Regions from separate parts of the Homo sapiens genome. Here all the other regions are linked to region 2. A link is a loop called in an ENCODE intact Hi-C map of the cell type or tissue named here. Cell type or tissue: CD14-positive monocyte. All regions are shown on one strand.

The links. Hi-C counts contacts between places; a loop is a spot of excess contacts. Peaks named below come from ENCODE experiments on the same cell type or tissue, not always from the same donor. Only the 100,000 strongest peaks of a DNase experiment are listed, where the experiment ranks them.
Region 1: a loop joins it to region 2, with 3 times the contacts of the local background. A loop is called at or near these places in 78 of 110 quality-filtered maps.
Region 3: a loop joins it to region 2, with 2.4 times the contacts of the local background. A loop is called at or near these places in 41 of 110 quality-filtered maps.
Region 4: it touches region 2 in a loop (2.6-fold over the local background); 88 of 110 quality-filtered maps call a loop at or near these places.
Region 5: a loop joins it to region 2, with 2.5 times the contacts of the local background. A loop is called at or near these places in 75 of 110 quality-filtered maps.
Region 6: a loop joins it to region 2, with 6 times the contacts of the local background. A loop is called at or near these places in 87 of 110 quality-filtered maps.

Annotation. Positions count from the first base shown.
Region 1 is chr17:81,289,806-81,293,805 of GRCh38, forward strand. It overlaps SLC38A10 (solute carrier family 38 member 10), which reads right to left. Exons shown (of 16, transcript NM_001037984.3): 2 at 1-3. Among named protein-coding and RNA genes, the nearest start is that of SLC38A10, 3.5 kb to the right of the region's middle. In CD14-positive monocyte, CTCF peaks have their summits at 2,088 (motif pointing right) and 2,288; a DNase peak (open chromatin) is centred at 2,136; H3K4me3 peaks cover 120 bases; H3K27ac peaks cover 1,535 bases.
Region 2 is chr17:81,482,560-81,486,559 of GRCh38, forward strand. No RefSeq gene overlaps it. Among named protein-coding and RNA genes, the nearest start is that of LINC01971, 3.1 kb to the left of the region's middle. RefSeq lists an enhancer at 1,070-1,720, a cis regulatory region at 1,624-2,421 and a silencer at 1,779-2,188. In CD14-positive monocyte, CTCF peaks have their summits at 1,915 (motif pointing left) and 2,115; DNase peaks (open chromatin) are centred at 832, 1,862 and 3,792; H3K4me3 peaks cover 1,788 bases; H3K27me3 peaks cover 1,304 bases.
Region 3 is chr17:81,427,776-81,431,775 of GRCh38, forward strand. The region is part of intron 3 of BAHCC1 (BAH domain and coiled-coil containing 1); the gene reads left to right. Among named protein-coding and RNA genes, the nearest start is that of MIR3186, 21 kb to the right of the region's middle. In CD14-positive monocyte, no CTCF peak of the experiment used is centred here; a DNase peak (open chromatin) is centred at 1,676; H3K4me3 peaks cover 895 bases; H3K27me3 peaks cover 1,521 bases.
Region 4 is chr17:81,393,548-81,397,547 of GRCh38, forward strand. BAHCC1 (BAH domain and coiled-coil containing 1) reads left to right here and starts at 1,910. Exons shown (of 28, transcript NM_001377448.1): 1 at 1,910-2,088. RefSeq lists enhancers at 7-564, 2,648-3,256, 3,257-3,865 and a silencer at 353-622. In CD14-positive monocyte, no CTCF peak of the experiment used is centred here; DNase peaks (open chromatin) are centred at 564, 1,814, 2,525 and 3,324; H3K4me3 peaks cover 4,000 bases; H3K27ac peaks cover 3,935 bases.
Region 5 is chr17:81,283,902-81,287,901 of GRCh38, forward strand. SLC38A10 (solute carrier family 38 member 10) reads right to left here. Exons shown (of 16, transcript NM_001037984.3): 3 at 949-994. Among named protein-coding and RNA genes, the nearest start is that of SLC38A10, 9.4 kb to the right of the region's middle. RefSeq lists an enhancer at 1,592-1,921 and a silencer at 1,748-2,042. In CD14-positive monocyte, no CTCF peak of the experiment used is centred here; a DNase peak (open chromatin) is centred at 1,730; H3K4me3 peaks cover 3,284 bases; H3K27ac peaks cover 3,685 bases.
Region 6 is chr17:81,400,131-81,404,130 of GRCh38, forward strand. All of the region lies in intron 2 of BAHCC1 (BAH domain and coiled-coil containing 1), which reads left to right. It overlaps MIR4740 (microRNA 4740), which reads right to left and starts at 648; the gene lies at 586-648. RefSeq lists enhancers at 1,662-1,841, 2,141-2,666. In CD14-positive monocyte, no CTCF peak of the experiment used is centred here; a DNase peak (open chromatin) is centred at 1,981; H3K4me3 peaks cover 2,218 bases; H3K27ac peaks cover 697 bases.

The DNA of each region.
Region 1 (4,000 bases), 190 kb before region 2:
GCACTGCAGGGTGGAGACAGGAACACATGTTCACAGCAGCAGGTGCTCCCCAGAGGCCCTCACCCCACACACGCGGCTCATGAGGACCCTCTTCACCCCCAGGCCCCGCTCCATCCCAGTCTCCTGCCGAACGCGACACTTCCTAGCACTGAAAGGGCCATTTCCTTGCTGTGGTGGCCGCGCGCCTTGTCCAGGGATGAAGCTGTATGCGCAGAGCACAGGGGTGCCATCTCCTTCCCAGTCCCCACCTCAAGTCTTCATGGACAGCGGGGTGCTGCCAACTAATACCCCCTTGTTCTCTGCACACACCCTACATGCACCATCTTTAGCCACTTAAGTCCACAGCTACAAGTAATGAACACATTCTGGAAGAGATTAAAAATGCCATTTTCCCCGTTCTCATAAGTTAAATAGACACTTACTGTGTGACCTGGGGATTAACTGCACCCCTAGGTATTCACTTACCAAGAGGAATGAAAACGTGTTCATGAAAAACCTGTATGCCAATGTTTACAGCAGGTTTATCCACAACCCAAAAATGGAAAAACAACCCAAATGTCCTTCAACAAGCGAATGGATACAAACTGTGGTCCATTCGAATAAGGGAATATTAGTCAGCAGGAAAAAGGGATGACTACTGACACCCACCATGACACGGATGGGACTCAAACGCACCATGCTGAGCAGAGGAAGCTGGACTCTGAATGCTACAAACAGTGTCATTCTGTTTACAGGAAACTCAGAAAAGGCAAACTTTTAGGCCAGGGAACAGCTCAGTGTTGCCAGGGGCTGGGGGTGTGGAGATTTGGCTGATGACAAAGGGGCACATGGGGACCCTCTGGGGGATGAAGCTGTGTGTTCTGTTTGACTGTGGTGGTTACACAGCAAGCCCATGACCTGCACCCTAAAAAGAGTCAATCAGCCGGGCACGGTGGCTCACACCTGTAATCCCAGCACTTTGGGAGGCCGAGGTGGGCAGATCACGAGGTCAGGAGATCGAGACCCTCCTGGCCAACATGGTGAAATCCCATCTCTACTAAAAATACAAAAATTAGCTGAGCATGGTGGTGTGTGCCTGTAATCCCAGCTACTTGGGAGGCTGAGGCAGGAGAATCACTTGAACCAGGGAGTCAGAGGTTGCAGTTGAGCCGAGATTGCGCCACTGCACTCCAGCCTGGCGACCGAGCAAGACTCCGCCTCGAGAAAATAAAAAGAGAGTGAATCTTCCTGCATGTCCACTACCTCCATCGAGGTGACACTTAAAACACAAGGACCGCCACACTAGTGCGAGACGTCAGTCACGTGAACCTAGCTGGACGGTGAGGGGGGCGGGGGCGCTGCACTTTCCAGTCTGTTGTTCTGTAGACTTAAAACTGCTCAAACACATAAGTCCGGCTGGGCACACTGGCTCACAACTGTCATCCCAGCACTTTGGGAGGCCGAGGCAGGTGGATCATTTGAGGTCAGGAGTTCGAGACCAGCCTGGCCAACATGGTGAGACCCCCACCTCTACTGAAAACACACACAAAAAATTAGCCAGGCTTGGTGGTGGGCGCCTGTAATCCCAGTTACTTAGGAGGCTGAGGCAGGAGACTTGCTTGAATCTGGGAGGTGGAGGTTGCAGTGAGCTGAGATTGAACCATTGCACCCCAGCCTGGGTGACAGAGTAAGACTCCATCTCAAAAAAAAAAAAAAAAAGTAAGTCTATTAATACCAAAAACTCATGAGATATCACCAAGCACTCATCAGAATGGCTCCAGCGGAAAAGACACGATACCCAATGCTACCGGGGATGCGGGCCGGCATGTGCACCACTGCACCCACATGGCAGCTCCAGAGCGGAGCACACGCACCCTGGGGCCCGGCCACTCCACACAGGCACGCACCCAGCAGAAACCACCCCCTGCCAACGCCTGTCCAACTCCTCAGGGCATCACAAGAGCTCCCAATAGGAGACACCGTAAATGCCTCACAGGGGTAAACTACACACAGACACGCATGGCGGTGCAGCGGACACCAGAACGCAAGCCAGACACTCGCACTAGACACCTGCACAGCAGGACCCACCCACCTCAGTTCAAACCAGGCAGCACCACCGTGGCACACTAGGGGTCAGCAGTGTGCCCCGGGTAGGCCGCCACGGCCACAGAGTACGCTCCTTAATTTGGGAGCTAGTCACACGGGTTTGCTCGTCATATGAAAATTCATCAACAGCACATCTAAAGAAGTGTGTACACATTTTTGTATGTCAAACTTCAATGTTTATTATATATATAATCTATATAGATCTATATCTATATCTATCTAGATATAGATATAGATATATATTTTTGTTTGTTTGAGACAGAGTCTCACTCTGTTGCCCAGGCTGGAGTGCAGTGGCGCGATCTTGGCTCACTGCAAGCTCCACTCCCGGGTTCAAGCGATTCTCTTGCCTCAGACTCCCTAGTAGCTGGGACTACAGGCGCCTGACATCGCGCACAGCTAATTTCTGTATTTTTAGTAGAGATGGGGTTTTATCATCTTGGCCAGGCTGGTCTTGAACTCCTGACCTCGTGATCCACCCTCCTCAGCCTCCAAAAGTGCTGGGATTACAGGCGTGAGCCAACACGCCCAGCTATGTATATATATAAATATATCAAAACTACTAAAACAAAAAAAAAAACACTAATCCAAAGTTTTTCAATGCCAAGGCTGCCAAACACTAAACACACACATCCCCAAATCGCCTGCTGGCGTCTCCCTGCGCCCCAGTCCAAGAAGGCTGCCGTGGAGGAGACGCTGCGGCCAGATCAGAGCAACTGGGCCTCCCTCTGGGCAGCCCTCAGGACTCAGAAGGACGTCTCTAGTCCTTCACTTCCTGACAGGTCTGTGCAGATGCCCGGCTAATCAGCACATGCTCTGGCAGGGGCCTAATGTCCACCACATGGCAGGTGGTCCAAGGCTCGAGATAGCTGGATCGTCTGGGCCCTAAGATGTACTTTCACAGGTGTCTAAACCAGAGCCCCTTCCACGGTGGCACTTCACCGACAGGCATCAAAGATGACAGCATTTGGGGCCAGGCACGGTGGCTCACGCCTGTAATCCTAGCACTTTGGGAGGCCGAGGTGGGTGGATCACCTGAGATCAGGAGTTCGAGACCAGCCTGACCAACATGGGGAAACCCTGTCTCTACTAAATACAAATAAATAAATAAATAAATAAATAAATTAGCCGGCGTGGTGGCACATGCCTGTAATCCCAGCTACTTGGGAGGCTGAGGCAGGAGAATCACTCGAACCCTGGAGGCAGAGGTTGCAGTGAGCCGAGACTGCACCACTGCACTCCAGCCTGGGTGACAGAGCGAGACTCCGTCTTGAAAAAACAAAGATAACAGTCTTTGACTTGCAGGAGAAGGACCAGCTACTGCTCCACATGCCAGAATGCAGTTCTGCTGCCAGGCAAGTCACAGTGGACACTGGGACATGGAGTCAGTCCAGAAACACCCAGAGGTGGCTGGCAGAAAGCTGGGATTCTCCACGCCCAGACCAGATGCTGCCCGGGGGGCTCTGGAGGCATGTAGCCCTGTCTTCCCCTGACAGGCTCACCAACCATATCAGGCAAACAACTCAGACACAACAGCCTGGAGGGCTGCACGGGAGGGTTTGAAAATTCCTTGATCAAAAAAAAGTTGTTTTTTTTTTAGAGATGGGGTACTGTTGTGTTGCCCAGGCTGGAGTGCAGTGGTGCAATCATAGCTCACTGTAATCTCAAACTCCTGGGCTCAAGTGATCCTTCTGCCTCAGCCTCCCGAGCAGCTGAGACTACAGGTATGCACCACCATGCCCAGCTAACTTTTAATTTTTTTTGTAGAGACGGGGTCTTACTATGTTGCCCAGGCTGAAAAAATTTTTTGGATATTTTTATTCCAAAGATAATGAATATGAAAAACACAGTGTTTGCTAAGCTAATCTAAAATTAAACTACTGGTGCCACTTTGTTTCAAAATATACATGTTGTT
Region 2 (4,000 bases):
CCAAGGTCATCCTCCCAGACCTGGGAGTCTAAAAACATTAAATCCTTCAGAAGGACATATTTGCATCAGATCACTGTTCAGAACGCCACTGGTGCCATTCACGGAGCAGTCCCTGGGCTGAAGTGGCTGCTCTGGTCTGGTGAGCGGGGGCACCCACGCGAGCTCCCAGGCCCAGAGGCCTCCCCCAGATCCTGGTGTTAGTGGCCCATGGAAGGACTCCCAGCCCCAGAGGCTTGGCAGGTGTCTGCGGCTCCCCAGGGGTGGGGTGCTGGGAGGCTGACATCTGTGGAGTGTTTTTACTGTTGAACAAATTGAATCAATTAAACAGGCCCCATCGGGGTGGCTGGGAGCGGTGAACAGGAGGAAAGAGGGGAGCGGAGCCAAGAGGACAGCCTGAGGGCGTCTGTCTCCCCAGGCGGGGTTCAGACGCACCTCTTTCCCTGAATGTTCCAGGGCAGGAGACCCCCCGTGTTGACAAGAGGGAGGTGAGTTAGTGGAGGGGGAGTGGGAGGAAAGTCAGTGGGGACTGTCCCTGTTGTGTGTCCCCTGAAAGCACGCCAAGGCCTGTGTCTCCTACCCAGCCACCTCTGGGCTTCTCAGCCCCCAGCCCTGTGATGACCCTTTGGACATCCCAGCCTCCTTTCAAAGACATTTTATTGCTCTCACAAGGAGGCCTCCGGAAGCTGGGAGGCTCCAGCAGAGAAAGAGAGGAGGCTGCCTAGGGAGGCTGGAGGAGGCAGAGAGGAAAGAGGAAACATTGTGGGGGTAATAGCAAGGGCCCCGGGTCACCCACCTGGAGCGGAAGCCTCCCCCTCGGGCAGGCTGAGAATGACGCAGGCGCCGGCTGCTCTGTGACCCAGCTGACCGAGGGACAGCCCCTGCCTGGGAGCTCCAGCAGCTGCTGCAGCGTCCCTCCTGCCCAAGCAAGGGCCGCAGGGCCACCCCTCCAATCCGTCCCCAGAGGTCCACTGCCGCTGCCTCTCCTCCAGCTGCCGCTCAGGGGAGCGAGGTTTCTTGAGTCAGGCCACCGGCAGCGGGCGGCCAGCCCCTCTCAGCATGGCGCTTGCCCAGGGCCTGGGCTCCGTCACATGCCAGGACAGTGGTCACCGTCACCCTGGACAGACCACCTCTGTCCCTTTATGTCAAGTGACCATTATTGGGCCCCCTGAGGCAGACGAGCGTCTCACCAGTAAGCTCCCAGGGAGGACGGCGTGGTCAGGACCTGCCCATCCGCCAGCACTCTGGCCTCTAGGCCCGCAGGCTGAGGGCACCGGCGGGCACCAGAACAGGGGCTGGTTTGGCCGAGGGACCTGCTTCTTGGGCAGCACCAGGAAACAGCCGGAGACCCTCCCAGCGCCCACATCCATGGCGTGAGCCCCGCGTGGGTGCAGCCCCTTCCGCAGCCCGAATTCCAGGCCAGCCGCTGCAGGAGGGACCGCCAGCCAGGGGCGCAGGGCAGAGGGTGGGGGAAGGCGTGGCGCTCGCGCTCTCGGCTCTTGCTTGGATGGCGCCGGCTGAGGACCCCCACACCTGCGCTGCGGTGCAGAGGTCTTAGGATCCGAGGGGGCTGCCGGTCTGGGCCGGCGCGTTCAGGCCCCGGGCGGTGGGGCGGCCTCGGCGTGCGTGGCTCGGTTGCCTGCAGGCAGGCACGCGGCGCTGTGAGAAACGAACGTCCGTGACTTAGCCCACGGGACCGTTTCTGCATTTTCACCCCAACCTGGAGAGCTGCAGCACAGCCGCGGGACAGGAAGTCGCCGCCAGGTGGGTCAGGACTGCGACCTGAACTCGGCTCTGCGGCCTCCCGCTCCGGCCGCCGGTTCGCAATCCTGGCGTGAACCAGCAGATCAACCTCCGGCGCCCGCCACAGGCGCCCTCCCGCGGGAACCGGCAGGCAGGAGCGGTGCGGGGGCGCCCTCCAGCGGCCGTGGCCGGGATGGCGGCCTCCTGCCAGGCTCCAAGCGTGGCCGCGTGGGCAGCGCGCGCAGCCCGCCACGGAAAGACAGGCGCTCCTCCTGGGTGGGCCTTGGGACCCCTTCGCGCCCTGTGTGGCCGCCTCGTGGTGAGCACCCCCGCCCCTCCCTGCAAGGCCGGTGTTCCCAGCTGGAAGGGCAGGCAACCTGGGAACCAGAGGGAGCTGCTCTGGTTGGGAGGAAAAAGCCAGCTCGGTTCCCGCCTGAGCCCCGAAGGGGCGGGGCTGGGAAGGGGGCCTGGCCAGAGGGAAGGAGCACTCTGGGTTGGGGGTGCTGGGGGAGCACAAAGGCAGGAACTGGGGAGCATAAGGCCAGGAGATAGGGGAGAACCTAGGCAGGAGCTGGGGGAGCAGCCAGGCAGGAACTGGGGAGCATCGATGCAGGAGCTGTGTCGCGTGTTATCCCCGTCACGTGGAGTTGTGTGTCCTGCGAGGAGCACAGCATTTCAGGGCCTAGAGCCCCTCTCTGTACTGGAGCCGCCTGTGTGTGTCCATTCCGAATGAGCCATACTTCCCTCGCAGCTCTCCCAGTGGGATTGAGAACTGTTAGGCACACACCTGGTGAAGCATTGCTGCCCTTTCTGTTGGGGAGAAGCGGCCTTCTAGCGCAGAGAATAGCTGCTTCCTGGAACTGAAATCCTGCCGCATCCAGACCAAGAGCATGCTTGGAGCAGGCATCAGTGCACACACTGCTTCCGAAATTACAGCTATAAATTTTAAAAAAATTTTTTTTTCAAGGCAGGGTCTTGCTCTGTGGCCCAGGCTGGAGTGCATTTGCACCACCATGGCTCATGGCAGACTCAACCTCCCTGGCTCAAGCCACGCTCCCACCTCAGCCTCCCAAGTGGCTGGGACTACAGACACATGCCACCACACCTGGCTAAATTTTTTTTTTTTTTTTTTTGAGACAGAGTCTCACTCTGTCACTCAGGCTGGAGTGCAGTGGCGCAAACTCTGCTCACGGCAAGCTCCGCCTCCCGAGTTCACGCCATTCTCCTGTCTCAGCCTCCCGAATAGATGGGACTACAGGTGCCCGCCACCACGCCCAGCTAATTTTCGTATTTTTAGTAGAGATGGGGTTTCACCGTGTTGGCCAGGATGATCTCGATCTCCTGACCTCATGATCCACCCGCCTCGGCCTCCCAAAGTGCTGGGATTACAGGCGTGAGCCACCACGCCCGGCCTAGTTTGGGCAAGTTACATTTTTTTTTTCTTTTTTGAGGCTGAGTCTTGCTCTGTTGCCCAGGCTAGAGTGCAGTGGTGTGATCTTGGCTCACTGCAACCTCCACCTCTCGAGTTCAAGGGATTCTCCTGCCTCAGCCTCCCAAGTAGCTGGGATTACAGGCACCCACTATCACACCTGGCTAATTTTCTTATATTTTTAGTAGAGACAGGGTTTCACCATGTTGGCCAGGCTGGTTTCGAACTCCTGACCTCAAGTGATCGGCCCGCTTCGGCCTCCCAAAGTGCTGGGATTATGTGGGCATGAGCCACCATGCCTGGCCCATAATTTTTTAAACTGTGATACATTTTGCCATTTTAACCATTTTTAAGTGTACACTTCAAAGGCATTGAGTACATTTACCATGTTGTGAGACTCTCAACACTATCCGTCTGCAGAACTTTTTTGTCATTCCAGAGACTATCCATTAAGCACCAACTTCCTTTTCCCTCTCTCCCCAGCCCCTGGCCTTGCCCTCTCCCCCCAACCCCTGGCAACCTCTTACCTACTTTCTGTTTCTGTACTTGCCTATTCTAGATGTTTTATAAGTGGAATCAGACAGACGTTGTCCTTTGTGACTGGCTCATGTCACTTAGCATAATGTTTTCAGGCCATCTGTGCGTGGTGTGCGTCAGAATTTCCTTCCTTTTTAACGTTAAATCATAGTCCATTGTATGGAGGGACCACATTTGTTTCTCTATTCATTTATGGATGGAAACGTGGGTTGTTTCCACCTTTTCTCTGTGGTGAGTATCGTTGTGGTCAACATTTGGAATAACTCGTGTTGAGCACACTGTTCGTGTTCCTGC
Region 3 (4,000 bases), 55 kb before region 2:
GGCACACAGGGCTCTCCGCTCCTGGCACCCAGCACTGCCGTAACTCAATGACTGCTGAGCGGCGGGCGTCGTGTTTACAGAGCGCCGCGGACCCACACACCACGCCACCGCCCCGTTCCAGGCAGGGAGATTAGCACCCGGCACTGCTGGAAGCAGAGAAACCTCTCTTTGTGCAACAAGAAAGGGGCTGTTTTCCAAACAGAACAGGTGACGAGTGAGGGACAGTTGCTGAAATAATCTGGGCTTTCGGCTCAGGGCGCACATGTTGGGCAGGCGATAAGGAGTGGCCTCTTCCTGGGTGCAGGGGAGGCCGCTACCTTGGGATGCGGTGGGCAGCATGGGGTCCTCGGTCCAGACTCCCCTGCCCAGACTCCCCTGCCCCTTCCTCCCACCCCTGCACTACTAGCGGCCTCCTGGAGGGGAGACCAGGCTGGCCATGGCTCCTGGGCTGGCTGTGGGGGCCCCGCCTTCCTGGCTCATATGCCCCACCCCGCCTCAGCCTTTTGTGTCTGTGGGCAAACGCCCCGGCCAGCCACAGCATCTGGCTCCCAGGATGTCTGTGGGAGGGAGGAGGGTGGCCTGGCACCGGGGGAGCAGGAAGGGGAGGCCTGCGGCAGCCGTGGTGAACCCCCCACAACAGACGCAACGGCCGCTGCCTGGTCCTGGCCCAGCCACAGGTGCACAGATCCACCTAGGACCACTGACTTGGTTTCCCCTCCTGGCAGTGGTGGCCCCTAGTCAGGGCCCAGAAGTGGCACCAGCCCATCCCCAATGCTCTCTGCACCAGGAGAGAGCTCCTACCCCACTCCCTCCACCCACCCTGGGGGACCCCAGCAGCAAGGAGGGCCGTTTGTGGGTAGCACCACCTGCCTTGGAGCCCCCGTCCCGCCCCTCTGGGGGCTGCTCAGAGGGTGGGTGTGTGGTGGCCCACAGGCAGACAGCACCCACAACGGCCTCTAGACACTCACTTCCCCTTGTGCCAACGGCTGCCTGGGCGGAGCTGCCCACATCCCACCCCGGGGACCCCCACCACTTCTCAGCCCCTCACATGGGGCCCGGCATCGGTGGGTTCCATCTGCTCCCGAGCCCTTGGGAGTCCCCCTGGCTGGGTGGGAAGCCAATGTCCTGCCACAAGTGTCGACGTGAGCCCCTGGCGTCTGGGCCTCTGAGCCCCTTCTATCTGCGTCCCAGGGAAGTAGCTCCTCCAGGCGGGGGTGGCCTGAGCCGGAGGAGAGGACAGTGCCCACAGTGGCCCTGGCTGTGTCACACCGAGGAGGTTCACCTGTCCACCCTGCTGGGCACCTGGCACCCTGGCTGGGCGAGACGCATCTCCCGCTGTCCGTGTCAGGTGGGGGTGGGCACGTGTGCGGGACAGTGGGCTGGGTGGACCAGCACGGGTGGAGGCGGGACAAGGGGGTGCAGGGCGTGGCCTCTGAGCCGCCCGCCTGGGCCCCAGAATGCAAGGCCCACCCGGGGCTGAGGATGGGTGTGGGTGCCCCCCGAGGGTGGCAGAGCCTCCAAGGCCACACACCTGCGAGGCCCGTGCTCCAGCTTGCTGTCCCCTGCTCTGCCTTCAGTTCAGTTGTCCCACCCCCCGGGATCCCCTCCCCTCCCTGCGGGGGTTCCCTGCCACGCAGCCGTGCTCCCCGACAGACCACATGGAGCTGCCGCGCTGTGAGCTGAGCGGCAGAGGCCAGGGCCGGCGGGCCAGGGTGAGAGGCTGGCTGGCTGCCCGGGCAGCATGCCTGGCTGCTAGTTTGACAGGGTGCCAGCTGGCTCCCCGTGCGCCGGGCCTGTTTCTCTGCCGTGTGTGTTCATGGGGGAAGGGGAGTGAGGTGGGTGGGGGGCACGCGACTCGGCCGGAGAGTGGGGGCCAGCAGGCACAGCGGGCTGCCTGGGCGGTTGGCCTTGCCCACGTTTCCTCCTAGTGGCCCAGGATGGGCAGGAGGCAGGTGCCTGGCCAAGCCAGCTTGCCACCCCCTCCCCAGCCCAGGGCTTTCGTTGAGGGTAGGTAGGCCAGGGTGGGGCAGGCCACCAGGAACCCAGGTTGGGGTAGCCCCAGGAACCCCCCATGCCAAGCGGGGCCTCCTCTCTCCCCATCTGCAGGGCAGCCCCTCGAGCGGGCCAGGGCTTCCTGCTTCCCCGGGGGAGCAGCTGGGGGTGCAGCAGAGGCAGCCCGGAGCTGGAGGAGCCGCCCGGAACATCTGGCCTGGGCAGAGCCTGTCTGTTCAGCTCCTCCCGGCCCGCAGCTTACCCGAGGCTCGCGCTCCCACCAGCGGTGGGCCTCTCTGGGGCTTGGGGTGGGGGCGGGAGGCGGAACTGGCCAGGGGCAGAGGTGAGCTCCTGCTGGGCAGCCTGTCCTGGGTGGATGAGGATGAGAGCAGGGGTGGGGGCACACACAGCTGGCCCTATTGTCAGCAGGCCTGGTCCCCTCCCTCCCCACCGCGCCCCCCAGCTGCCTGGCCAGGACCACCCACAGGGCCAATGAAAGAGGATTCTGTTCCTGGGGGGCTCAGCTGGGAAGGGGTGGGGGCAGGGGCTGCTGAGATCCCCACTGAGGCCACTCGTGGTCTCTTGTGCCACCTGGGGGGAGCCATGGGGGCGGCAGGCACACACACGCGCTGGCTCTCCGCCTGGCCGGCCTCTTGGTCAGAACCACGCCCCACCAGCGGCCACTTCTCACTGGGCCTGGCCAGCTCCTGGGGGTCCGGGGCTACGCATGCCGAGCACTCCCTGCCAACGGAGCCCCGCAGCTTCCTGCATCCTGCCAGCTGCTCCTCTGTCCCCTTCGTCCCCTCTGAGGTCTCAGGACTCGCTGGTGCTGCTGGGAGTGAGCAGGAGCTGGGACCACATCTGTTTAAGGGACAGAGGTCCCACCAGCGCCCACCCACCCCGAGTGTCCTCAGAGGTACTGGGGCCCCAGCTCCATCCTTCCTGTGATGCCTGCCAGGGACCTGCTGCTTCCTCCCAGACCCCTTCAGCTCCTCCTTCCTCTCCCGGCCTCGGTTTCCTCGGTGGCTAAAACAGCTTCTTGGTCTGTCTCCCACAGGCCCGCTGACCACCCCAGCACTGACGTTTCTACCACATCTATGTGGGGGGTGTGGCCCTTGCCCTGCCTAGACCTGCTGTCCCTGCCCATGTGCGAGGGAGAGTTGGGCCAGTGGGGACAAGCTGGCTCCGCTGGGATGCGAGGGACAGCGTGGGGGTCCCGGCGTGGGGGTGGAGGGGACAGCGTGGGGGTCTCGGCGTGGGGGTGGAGGGGACAGCGTGGGGGTCCCGGCGTGGGGGTGGAGGGGACAGCGTGGGGATCCCAGCGTGGGGGTGGAGGGGCTCTGCTGGGCCGGCTACCTCCCGCCAGCTTCTCTCAGCCAGAGGGCGGCTGCCCCATCCAGGCCTATGATCCCCCCTCCGGAGGTGTCCTATGGCTTTCGGGAGCCAGCCCTCCCATACCCTCGGCCCCTCACCGTGGCCTGCCCTGGCCGGCCACCCTGCCAGGGTCCCAGCCTCCTGTCCCCACTGGAGTCTGCCCTCAGGCCCTGGCAGTTCCCAACCCCCAGCCCGCTGAGACTTTATGCATAGCCTCATGTTCACGGCCTGGCTGAGTGCTGCCAGTCACTGTTGAGTGCAGGGGTTTCATCCCGTGGCCATGGTGACCAGCACCCAGGTCCACACCTGGCAGAGGGCTGTATGGAGGTGGCTAGGGGAGACACAGACTTGGGGAAGCCAGGATAGGGACATCCCAGGTGGCAGAACCTGAGCCCCAGGGAGGTTGGGGAGAGGGCCACCCCTGGTTTGGATAAAGGGCCTGGTCCCTGCAGCTTCAGGGTTCCCAGGACCAGCCCTGGCTTGAGGTTGGGCAGGATGACTGCACTTCTGTTATGAGCCTGGCCCTGGGATGGCACCTGCCTCCCCCTGGCAATGCTGCACAGCACAGTGGTGCTTGCGCCCATTTTACAGCTGAGGAAACTGAGGCTGAGGATTGTGTGTGACTGAGAGCCTG
Region 4 (4,000 bases), 89 kb before region 2:
GCTTCCGAAGGCGCCGGCCTGGGGCCTGGCCAGGGGCTCGGCCGCGGGGGGTCCCGGCCGCCGGAGCCGGGAGACGCCGGAGACGGGAGCCGGGCCCGCGCGACCGCCACTCCCGAGCCAGCCGGGGTGGGCCCCGCGCCTTGTCCTGCGTCCCCGGCCCGGCCCGCGGAGCGCCGGTGCTTACCTGCGAGCCCCGGGCTCTCCGGAGCTCCCCTCCGGGCCGAGCCGCCCGAAGCGGGCGCCGGCGTAGGCCCCGACTCAGGCAGGCGGGAAATCCCGGAGTCCCCGCCCGCGGCCCGCAGCCCCCCACCCCAGGTCGGCGTGGCCTGCGGGGGGGAAGGCCGGCCGGGGCCGGCCGCCCGCTTCCCCTTTCTCTCCAGATTCCTTTGATCCGCGGGCTCTCCGCCGCACCTCGGCTCCCGGGCTGCCCCGGTCGGCCCGCGGGGATCCTGGAAACGGTCCCCAGCTTATCTCCTTTCATCAAGCGGCCTTGGGCCGCCTTGAAACCGCGGAGCCAGTAATTGCTTTTTTCAGGAGGCCCAGTGCGGACTGGACAACAGCCAATCAGCGCCTTGTTTACACTCGGTGATGGACAGTCCACTGGCGGAGTGCCAACCAATCCCAGCGGTCCCGCGGGAGCGGGAGTGGGGGCGGGGAAACAGAGAGACAACAGGCTTTGAGTTTAACTCTTTCGTGTCCCTGCCGGAATGAGACGGTGGAGAATTTCGAATGCGTGTGAATCTGTCAGTTGGCTCCTAGTTTAAATATCCTTTTTTCCCCCAGAGGGGGAGGCAGAGATTCACATGGAGAAAGAGGAGCAAAAATAAATGTATCCATCGCCACTAAGACATCACCTCGACTCCCTGAGAATAAATAGCATTTGGGTGGGAAACCAAATTCTAACAGAAATATTTGTTTGCGGAATATTTTAGAAGTGGTTTGCATCTGATTACGATAAAAATTGTTCAGTGGCTTGCTTTAGTTGGAGTGAGGATTTAGCAGATAGGCAGACAGGGAGCAGCATTGAGAAATACTATACATGGTTTACCACACCATACCCGCTTCCCCCATTACCAAACTGAAAATATTTTCTAAATCTAGGTGTAGATGAAGAAAGGGCAATCCTTGTCTTCTCAATAAATCCCTGATTTTCATTTTAGTAGCTGCTCTGTTGCAAAGTGTGGCAGAGGGAGATAAAATTGAGAGCCAGTAATGTAGACGGCTGGAGACTCAGAACTCACTTCCCAGGGTCTGATCCCCAGGTCATGGGGAGGAGAGAGCCGGACGGGCTATTCAAAGCTTTTGCTGCCCAAGCAGCGGGCGTGCGTGCGTGCATCCGCGAGCTCGGGTCCGGGCAGGCAGCAGCTTCAGAGCGGTAGATGGGCCAGGCAACCTGGGGAGGCCTCTGGGCTTGGAGGTCTGGCCTACCTGCCACCTGCCAGACAGATTCCAGGGAGAAAAAGCAGCTACTTTTAAGGGGTGGTGGTGTTTCTTCCCTTGGCCTTCTGTGCGGCAGAAGCCAAACGTTAGACCTGCTGGATTAAACATATATGTGTGTGTGTGTGTCTGTGTCTGTGTCTACGCCTCCCCCTCCGCCGGGACACGCGCACTCGCTCGCTCCAGCTCCCTCTCCCGCCCTGCGCCACCACATTCCCATTCAGCAGCAATGATCTGCGCAGAGGAGCTGCGCAGTCGCCGGGCTTGAATTAGGCGCCATCGGGCTTGGTAGTAGCCCCGCTGCTTCCTGATTGGCAGTTCCCTGGCCCGGCGCCAGCCTATTGGGAGGCCTGTTTACGCCGAATGAGTGGCACGAGCTCCCGGCCGTGGAGGGCTGCGCGGCCAATCAGCGCGCTGGCTGTTCCGGGCTGAGTGGCACGAGCTTATTAGTATGCAGGGCCCGTGGCTCGCCGCGCCAGGCTGCAGGTTTGAGAGCCGCTCTGGATGGGCTCGCTAGAGTCGTTGTTGTGGAAGCGGTGCATTTACAGTGCAACAGTCAGCACATTGAAAATACCAATAGGAATACAAAACAAAGTCACATTTACTGATTTAATTGTATTGCATTCAGTTGTATCCAGGAAACAGCCTCCAGTAAGTAACTGAAATTGCTTTCATTTTTTTTTTGTTTTTGTATTTTTATTATTATTTTATTTTTTATTCTGGCTTTGGGGTTTTACATTTTTTTTAGCAAAAGAAATTCAGGATTGTGATGTTAAGAAGTATATATCTTCCCTTTTAACAAAATCCGTTAAAATGTTGAGGCTTTTTTTTTTCTTAAAAAATATGGACTATGAGCGATTTTTTTTTCTCTGAAAAATCTTATCGATCGGTTTAAAATTACCCCCGTAATGCATCCTTGCTTTGCTCTGAGCGCTTGTTGTCTCGATCGACACCCAGCATTAAAAACAAATACTCGAAGACAGGACAGGGACCGCCAGGCTGCGTCTGGCGCGAGCCGCGCGGGTGGCACCGGGCGGACAGTAGGCGAAGTCCGGGCGCCGCCAGCGTGCGCCCAGTTCTGGGTGACCCACGAACGAACCCCAACATTCGCTCCCCTACCCTGCTCCCCTCCCCGGAACAGTCCTGGGTTGGCCCTGCCCGGTCGGTCCGCGGCGAGGGGAACTGGCCGGGTCGTGGTACCCACGGCCGCTGCCCTGAGGGGCCTTCCGGGCCGAAGCTAGGGGCCGGGGAGGGGAATGGTCATGGCGAGTTTTTCGGGTCTTCGTTCCCAATTCAGAATTTTTTTTTTCCGGAGAAGTGGGGGTGGAGGAGGGGGACCGAGCAAGGCCGGCGCAGCGGGGCGTTTTCACCGCGCGCGTTCGGGACGGCGCGCGGGGCTCGGGTCACGGCCCGTGTGGCGGGGTCCGCGGGCTGGTTTTCTTCGGGCGCGGGGGTCAGGCGCGACCCCAGTTCTCATGACTCTCCCAGGGAGCGGGTGCGGCTGTTTCGCAGGGAGCGGGTTCTGCGGCGACGGCCGAGCCACTCGCGCCCCAAGGCGCGCCTGGTCCCAGCCCGGCCTGCAGGCCCCACCGCGCCCGCGCTCCCGGAGACGACGCCGGAGGGAGGCAGACGGGCCAGAGTCCTGGTCTCCGGCAGGCGGGCGAGGAGAGAGCGGGTTTTTAGATGCAAAAGCAGGAAACAAAGCAAACTTGTAGAAGCTCCAGATCCTGGAGCGCGCCAGCCACGCCTGGGGCCGCGGCAAGAGGGACCGGCGGCTCCAGGGTCACGCCCTGCCTTCCCGGGAGGGAGCCCTGTGCTCCTAGGTTCAGTTCCTTCCGAAATGCCCTCGTCAGCGATTCTCCGCCCGCCCGGGGCCCTCTGCCCGCCGCCACTTTTCGCTCCATTTCCTCCCTTACCTCAGCCCGACCTGGCGCTGCGGCGCCGTCCTCGCGGTCCTCCGGCGCGGCCTCTCCTGGAGCTGGGCTGGGAGTGGGCCCCGGGCCTCGGCACTCGGCGGGTGGCGGCGTCGCCGCTGCGGGACTGTGGGACTCCCAGCTCGGGCCGTGTGGCCGCCCTTCCTCGCCCCACTTCCTGGCCGCCTCAGGCTCCCCAGGCCCCCGAAGCCCGGCGCGGGCAGACGCGGAGGCGCGGCGCGGCCTCTCCCCGGGAGGAGAGAACACAAAGAAAAGCTCTCTCCAATCCGGTCAGAGCCGTGGCGGCGCAGGCAGGCGACAGTAATCCACCTCCTGTTTGCTTAAAAAGTCGAGCAGGCTGGTGAGAAAGGAACAATCGGGCCTGCGATCCGCCCGCAGGGGGTGGGAGATTAAAATTGTTGCTTCGTAGCCGAGCCCGCGTCCCGAGAATCGCCGGCAGCTCGCGCTTTCTCAACTTTGAAATTTCTTATTGGAGAGAAAAAAAAAAAAAAAAACAACCACAAAACAAAAGCACAGCACACACGACTCCCTGGAGGCCGCCAGGAAGCCTGGCACCCCCGCGTGCGCAGCCCCCGGCCCCTCTCCGGCCTTCGGCGCCTTTGAAGCTGCAGGTTTCTGACCTCCCTCCC
Region 5 (4,000 bases), 200 kb before region 2:
GCCTGGCCAACAGATGTGATTTCAAACGCGCCCCAGTTCACAGGGCGCGGGCAGGTTCTGTGGCGCTCGCTATGTCACTTGGCATGCACACCAAACGACACTCAGCTTTTCTCAGCCTGGTATTATACTCGCCCCTCTGCGGAGGCTCTAAAAGTTACAAAAATCTCCATGATGGGCCTGGCACAGTGGCTCACGCCTGTAATCTCAGCACTTTGGGAGGCCGAGGCAGGCGGATCACCTGAGATCCGGAGTTCAAAACCAGCCTGGCCAACACGGCAAAACCCTGTCTCTACTAAAAATACAAAAATTAGCTGGGCCTGGTGGCACGCGCCTGTAATCTCAGCTACTTCGGAGGCTGAGGCAGGAGAATCGCTTAAACCTGGGAGGTTGCAGTGAGCCGAGATCACAGCATTGCACTCCAGCCTGGGTGACAGAGCAAAACTCCATCTCAAAAAATAAAAAAATTGAAAAAGCCCCACGATGTTAGTCAAGTTAAGAGAACAATCAACTGCTTTCAAAAAAGGCTGTTCGTTTGAGTTTACAATTCCCTAATTTAGAAGCCTAGAAGTGCAATCTCCCAGCGATTTTTTCATCTCATAAATTTTTTCATCTCATGAAATTTTATGCCAAAGGAAGAAAAATATGACATTTGCAATGTAATGCCACCTTTATGCAGCGGTGTTTGAGGGGTAGGTGAGGTGCTGAGGAATGGTGTTGAGAGACTACAACTGAGGGAGGACTGTTTACCAGGTTCTTGGAGTTTTCCATACATAAATTTTTCTTACAACACTGAAGGGTACAAGTAATTGGACTTTCATGTATTTAGCGACTCTTCAGAAACCTAAGTTACAGGTGAATCTGGGGATGAAACTGCCGCTCCCACCGGGAGGGTCCCCAGTGTCTGGGTGCGGGGGTGGGGGGCAAGCGCAGCGGCAGGGCGGGGCTTACCTGGTCTCCACCAGCATCTTGCCTGCCTTCCCGTAGGCGTGGAATGCTAGTGCAAAAGAAAAAGGAACACTCAATCCAACAGCGTGAGAAGCTCGTCCAGAACAAAGGTACTGAGCCAAGCTGTCAAGGGCGATTTCACAGAAACCCACGGGCCCAGATTCTCCGGGGCATGAGGGGTATTTCAAATTCTGGCTGCCAGGTTATTTTTGGATCTACTGTCTGCAAATGAAACTACAAGAAACAAAGACAGAGCAAGGGAAGGACAGGAGGCAGGTTCTTCTTTCACTCAATCAGATTTTTTAACAGACAAAGAGACAAGTCCCTGCGATGCAGTCCTCCCACCCGGTGACCACTGGGGGCCGGCTGGAAACAGCATCCCACAGCCCAGCACGGCCGAACCCCGTGCTGCTGGCCAGAGCTTGCAGGTCCCCAGAGGGTTCAGTGCCGGTCCCAGGTACCCGAGCGCCACAGCCTGCACCAGAGGGACTCTGACGGAGGGCTTTCATTTTCACCCTTTGGTTGGGATTTATAGAAACAAATGGAGACTCCTTTCGAGCATGGTGCTTCAGGAAGGGAGGGGACGAGAGCCCTGGGCTTGTGGTGTCCACGTGGACAGCTAATGAGGAGCCTTGCCGATGAGGAGCATGCGTTCCCGACGGGGCGGCCGAATGCGGAAGGAGCCGCCATTCTCTCCGCCCTGACCGCGGGATTCTCTGCAGCAGATGAGAAACGGCGCTGACTCAGCAGGGTCCCTCCCAGGCCCCGAGCGGTCATCTGGTGACCCCCGCGCTTCCCCCACGGCCCAGCCGGAGAAGGGCAAAGGGAAGTCCCGGCTCCAAGGCGCACCCAGAGATGCGGTGCATGTGGCAGGATGGCCCAGCCCCGTCGGCAGCCCCAGCTTCCTGCCCCTGGTTTCCTTCCTCCCACGGGCTACAGGCCTCTGATGAGCTTTGGAAAGCAGGAAACACACAGGCTAGTAACTATGAATGGGTCCAAAAAACACTCCTTATTACTTTAAACTACTTAGGAAGAAGCACAGCGTTGCCAAACGCCAGAGCCCGGGAGCAGCAAAGACCCCACCTCCAGGGCTCACCCTGGCCTTTCCTGGACCTGCCTATGGGCTCGCTGAAGAAGCCTGGCACCCCTTGAGTTCATCCCACAACACGGAAACCCGAGCCAGGCCCCAGAAGCTGACCTGAGGCTGTGGAGAGTTTCAAACACTAAGAACTCCAGGAGCCCCCTCAGCAGCCCACAGCCCAGGGCCCTGCTGTCACCAAGGAACGCCCTCCACACCCCTCAGTGACGGCACAGCCCGGAAGCAACAAAACACGGCGCTCCAAACATGAAGTTGCTCCTGGCCATAATGTGCCTTTTCATTCTCCAAAAGGAAGCTGAGTCTCTACAGCATATTCCAAACACGAGCGCACCTTGCCCAAGAAGGTTCCGGAATATGCCTGCCACTGGCAAGGGAAAATGGGAGGCTGTCTAGGAAATCAGGGCAGCACTCTCTTCTGGTTCCCAGGACAACGTCCTGAGAGCCCACCACGCTGAGACACGGCCCCACGCGCCTTCTTTTCCCCACCTGGGCCAAACCCTCACCCGCCATTCCCAGTGTCAATCCCTCGGCAACTTCTCCTCCCCAGGTTCAAACACCAGCCCCAGTTGGACTGACCCCACTCCTTCACATCCTGCGTGGACTGGCACAGAGAAAGGGAGGAAGAGGCTGAAGCGCCCAGCAAGGTCCCGGGGACCCAGCCCTCCCCCGAGTGTGGACTCCCAGTGCGGGCCCAGCCCCTGCCAGGCTGGAGGTATCTGTGAGCGGCGAGCTCTGAGGGCGCGGCCTCCATGCAGGGTGTACCCTACCCCAGGTGCAGTCAGATCTCCCCCAGAGCCAGCACAGGAGCCACAGAAGCCTGGACCACCCAACGAAAGGACGCGGGCAGCACTCCTGACACCGCTGCTCACAACCGAGAACTCAGAGGCCGCGTGGGGGCCAAACAGTCCCTGCTGCTGGGGGAGGCGGTTTCTAGCCCAGACCACGCATGCCAGGGTTCAGGCACAACTCTCAACAGGGCAGGGTCTGGGGCTCAGAACAGCTTCATGAGAAGCCGCGACAGCTGAAGGAGGCTGAATGACTGATGTATCTGTGTGTCTTCTGAAGAGGGGATTTAGAAAAGTCCATGTCCAAGCAAGACACGCAGGGCAAGGAAGCAGCAAGTGAGAAGGTGACGAAAACGACAAAAACCACCTGCAACCAGCAACAGCAAATAGGACAGGGAAATATACAAACACCAACAAAAAACGACACCTCTCCAGGCTGGCACATGGCACTGGAGGACAGCGGGGAGGGTAAAGCGATCAGCGGCCACCTCCCCAGGCTAACCAACCCGAGGAACCATTACACCGCAAACCTATGCCTGGGTGGGGGCAGATGCCATTCGGAGGAAACCACCCAGCCGTCCCAGGGAAAGTCAGTCTGTGTGCGAGGACGGGACCCAGCCCGGCGCCTCCTGAAGACTGCAGTGTGGAGCTGCTGTCCACTCTGCACAAGGGCCTCGCCTCAGCTCCAGGAGAGTCTCATCTTACCCTCCCCAGGGACGCCTCTCCCAGCGCGGGTCTCCCCACTTCTAAGACGAGCCAGGGCACACTGCAGCTGACGCGGAGCAGCTGGGCCCAGGGGCCTCTGTCCGGAGCTCACGCAGTGGAACCACCGTGTTTGGTGTCAAAGGCATAACCTGAGACACACTTGGTGTTTTGGAATCTTTTTTGTTTCTGGCAGGCAGAAGTGGACTGCGGTCACCCCATGCAGGTAAAGGTTGGAAGCTCAGGCAGGAGTTCCAGGCAGCACAGAAGAGCACCCACCCGGCAATTTTCTTCCAGTCCTTCACATGTAGCCAAACTGGTTTGACTTTTCAGGGACTTTGAATGAATAGACAGCTGGCTATCAGAAATGGGGGCCTCCCCAGCCCTGGGTCACCGGTCTTCTTCCAGGACACAGCCAAGGACTGGAGTTGGGGCCTCTGCTACAGAAACCCTATACAGAGACCTCAGT
Region 6 (4,000 bases), 82 kb before region 2:
CGGGGGTCTCGGAGGGGCAGCCCCGGAGCCGGCTGAAATTAAAGCCTTTCCGCGCCTCGCCACCCTCCCCCGCCCCCTCCTGCAGATCTAAATTCCACGGAAACCTCTTTTCTGCATTCTGCATTCACCTCCCTAAGACGTTCCGGGGCTGGGACAACGAGGCGCTTTCTGCGGAAACAAAACGGCTGTTGTGGCGGGGGGAGGGGACCAGGGTACGCCGCGGCCTCGCGGATTAGAGTGGTGTGTGCGCCGGGCGAGCGTTAATAGGGACTGCTGGTGTAAGACGAGCAAATCCTGTTTCTATATAAAGCCTTAAAGTGTCAGGGCGAGAATGGGTTTGCAGGGATGCATTTGCCTTAACGAGTGCCTCTGGTATCCCGCTAAAGCCGGACAAAGCGTGGCCAGAGTGCGGCCCAGCCTCTCAGCCTGCGGCCCGGGGAGGAGGGCAGCGCGGGCGCGGGCTGGGGGTGGCGCGGGGCGGCGCTCAGGATTTCGGTGCAGGCGAGAGTGCGGCGGATTTGCTCCAAGAGGAGAGCGAGGCGGATTTGCTCCAAGAGGAGAGCGTGGGGCGCCGTGCTGGGCCTCGCAGGGACGGATCCTCTCGGGCGGTCCCCTCTGACTCCCTGCCCGAGAGGATCAGTCCTTGGCAGAGCGGGCCCAGGCCTCCAGGGCAGCCCTCTTCCCGGTGGCTTTGATATGAGTGTCGAGGGAGGTCAGGGTAGGGGCAGCTACCACGCCTGAAGCCCTAGAGGTCACCAGGCGGCGCGGGTAGATTCGGGGGAAGCGCGCAGGGCTGCGCTAGGGACCCGCCGGGTCACCCTGGTACATGGGTGGCTTTTGTTTACAGTTTGTTCTAAACATCAGAAATGTTTGTCGCTTTTAAAAACAAAATTGGCAGTAACAGTTATTATTGGTAGCTTGATGAACTGTGAATACTAATAAAATTATATCTGCTTTAATGGGATTACAATTAGTGTGTGGATTAAAACGGATGGCAGAGACGGGGCTAGAAAGGAAAACGTCGGAAAAAGGGAGGGCACTCAAAGAAAAACGTACATTTTCTAGAAAAAAACAAACTTGAAATTGCTTAATTGCTAACGGGCTTCCAGCATTTGCAGCGCCAGGAGATTGGAATGGGGGAGCCGCCCAGTGGAGGGGTCTCCCCAGCACTTCCCGGGTTGGCCCACACCCGCTTCCCTCCCTGCCTGGGCCTTTGGCGAGGCTGCCCTTTTCTCTCTGTTGCCCTTCCTTCTTTTTCTCCCTTTCTTTTTTCTCCTCTAGATTTGTAACTGGAAAGAGAAGGAGAAAAAGCACTTGCCTGAGCGATGGGTGATTTAAAAATATCTCTTCTGCTGTCCCTGTGGTTATCAAGCTTGTCTTCCTGCCCCTGCATGGGAGCTGCTGCCCACCCGGCTCAGGTGCACGGGGCGCTGAGGCTGGGGCCGCCCTGGCAGAAGGGACAGCTCGCCAGCCTCCCCACCAGCCCCTCTTCTGGCTGAAGGCTGGTGGCCCCCACTGGGGGTAGGGGGATTGTGTGCACCCCACCTCCACTGTACCGTGCCCTCCAGCCTGGCAAGTAACAGCACGACAGAGACAGGGGCCCCTGACACTGAGGCTTGCATGTTGGTGCACAGGCAGGCTGGGGCTGTCCCCTCCGGGAGGCAAGGCCAAATTCCCCATCAGGTCAGGTCAGCACTCTCCCTGACCCCATGCCCCAGCTCACATCCTGGCCAGGTCCAGGCCAGCTGCATTCTCCCCCTTCTGCCCTTACTTCCAGGTCTAGGCAGCACCCGGGTAGGTGGGCGCCTGGTCGGGTGGCCTAGCCCTTTGTCTTGCTCATTCTAAGTTTGGCCACGTGGTTCTTGGCGTGTAGGCCCCGGAGGGCTGTGAGAAACGGCTCTGGGCTCTGGCCTGGCCTGTGTCCTCCCTGCTTCTTCTTGATCCCAGGTCCTCCCAGCCTCCCCAAGCGCAGGGTGCTCTAGAGGGCGCTGGAGGCCCCTCGGGGCTGCCTCTTTCAGGGTCTGAAGGGTCATGTGTCCCCGTCCCTGGAGGCCCCATTTCCTCCCCCCTGCGGACCGAAGAGAACGCTTGTGCTCGGAGATGTTCAACCCATTTGTGATGGGCAACTTGGTCATGCAGACATCCAGCTAGAAGCATCTGTAGCTGAAAGAAAGCCTTTTGAAATTGTTAAGAGCCAGAATATTGTATTGGTTTTTAAAATTTAGCTGCATGTATTTTTTTAAAAAAAGAATTATACCCCAGATCACTTTGCTTTGGTCTGTGTCTATATATGATCTAGTTTAGAGAGAAAAAAGCATAATTACGTTAAACAATTTTTTTGCGTCTTGTGTGCGGACTTCCACATGGCTGGTTTGGCTGCCTTGCTTCCCATTTTCCTGGATGGCTTCAGTCCGCAGGCCACAGCTGCAGCCAGCCCGCCCCTCCCTCTGCTGACTGCCCCTTGGAAAGGAAAATTGACCCGGATTCTTCCCGCCTGTCTGGGAGTAGAATCCAACCATCGGGGATGGAGGCCCTGGCCTCCATGAGGCTGCCTCTTTTTGCTGGGCTGCTCTTCCTGTGCCTGTCTGGCCTGGCACTGCCACCCCGGCTGGACTGAGGCTGTTCCTGCTGGCTGCCGGGGCTGCCTTTCCCCAACCCCACCCAACACTTTCAGAATGTCAGTCTGAGGGGCCCTGATGGGTGGGGACATGGGGCTCCCAGGCTTCTTCCATTGTTTTTCTAAAAATGAAAGTGCTGGGAGCTTTAGACTCGGGCCGCAGGTTTTATGGTAAAGTGCTGTTCCAGTAACCTTGTCACCAAAAGGTGCAATTAAAATGTTTGGAATCATTATTTTTAGTTCAGTGTTAGATTTTGTCTCTAATACAGATGGTCCGGAGGCAAAGCTGTGAAATCTAGGGGGGAGAAAAGAGAAATCAACAAGAACCAACCCAAGATTTTTCATCAGTGCTACTGCCTGGAGCCACTGGGGCTGGCGCCTCTGCTGGGAGTGTGTGTGTGATCCGAGGCAGCCCCGGCCTGGGGAGAGGCCCACATAGACAGCCCCCCGTCCTGGCTTCTGGCTGGGCCCGCTCCTGTCCTGGTCTGTACGCCTCCCCTCTCCAGGGGCCAGGGCTCCACCAAGGCACTATTTCTCATCTTGGTTTCAATAATCTGCTCAGATTCCCCTCCCGCCCCTTCTCTTGTCTTCTTTGGGGTGTAAATTGCTGAAGCCTGGGAAACCAGGTGCTCTGAGCCTGGGGTTATTGTGGGAGAAAGGCGAAGGCTCCTTCTGGTGGGAGAACTGCAAACTACTTCTTTCCTGCTGAAAAAGTGCTTCCTACCGCCAATCTCAAAAAAAAAAAAAGAAAAAGAAAATACCAAAAAACACAACCAAAAAATACCCCCAACTTGGCAGAGGAAAAAAAAAGATAATTTCCTAGTGTGAAAAGACCCCATCACAGGCTCCTCTCCCTCATCATGTGATATTTTTTTGTAAAGAAAAAAATACATTTTCTTAAATACCTCATTAACTCCATGACACGATGGAGTGTTTCTGCAACAGTTAGCAACATTAAGTAGGTGTGAAAAGAGTTACTTTCCGAAGACGTCACCCGTCCCGCTCCATAAGTGACAGAGTTAGACATCAAAGTTGCCGCGAGCCCAAAGGAGCTACGGGAATCCGGGAATGTGGGGCCGCGTGGACCGGCGGCGGTGGCCCGCCACGCCCGCCCCGCCGAAGCCCTGTTTGGAATGTGGGTTTCCCCCAGTGGGGCTCGTGCTGCCACCACGTCTGATTATCCCGGTACGGAGCCGCCGCGCTTTCTGTAGGAATATCCAGGTCACGTGAGTAATAAGGCAAATTAGTGAGCCAGGCAGAGAACGGCGTTGTGCAAATAGCACATCTCCCCTGGAAAACGCGCGTCCCCCCAAACGTTCCCCGGTTATTCTTAGAAATCTTCTCTCATCTCCCTGTGAGACAGGGTTCAACAGCCCCCACAGA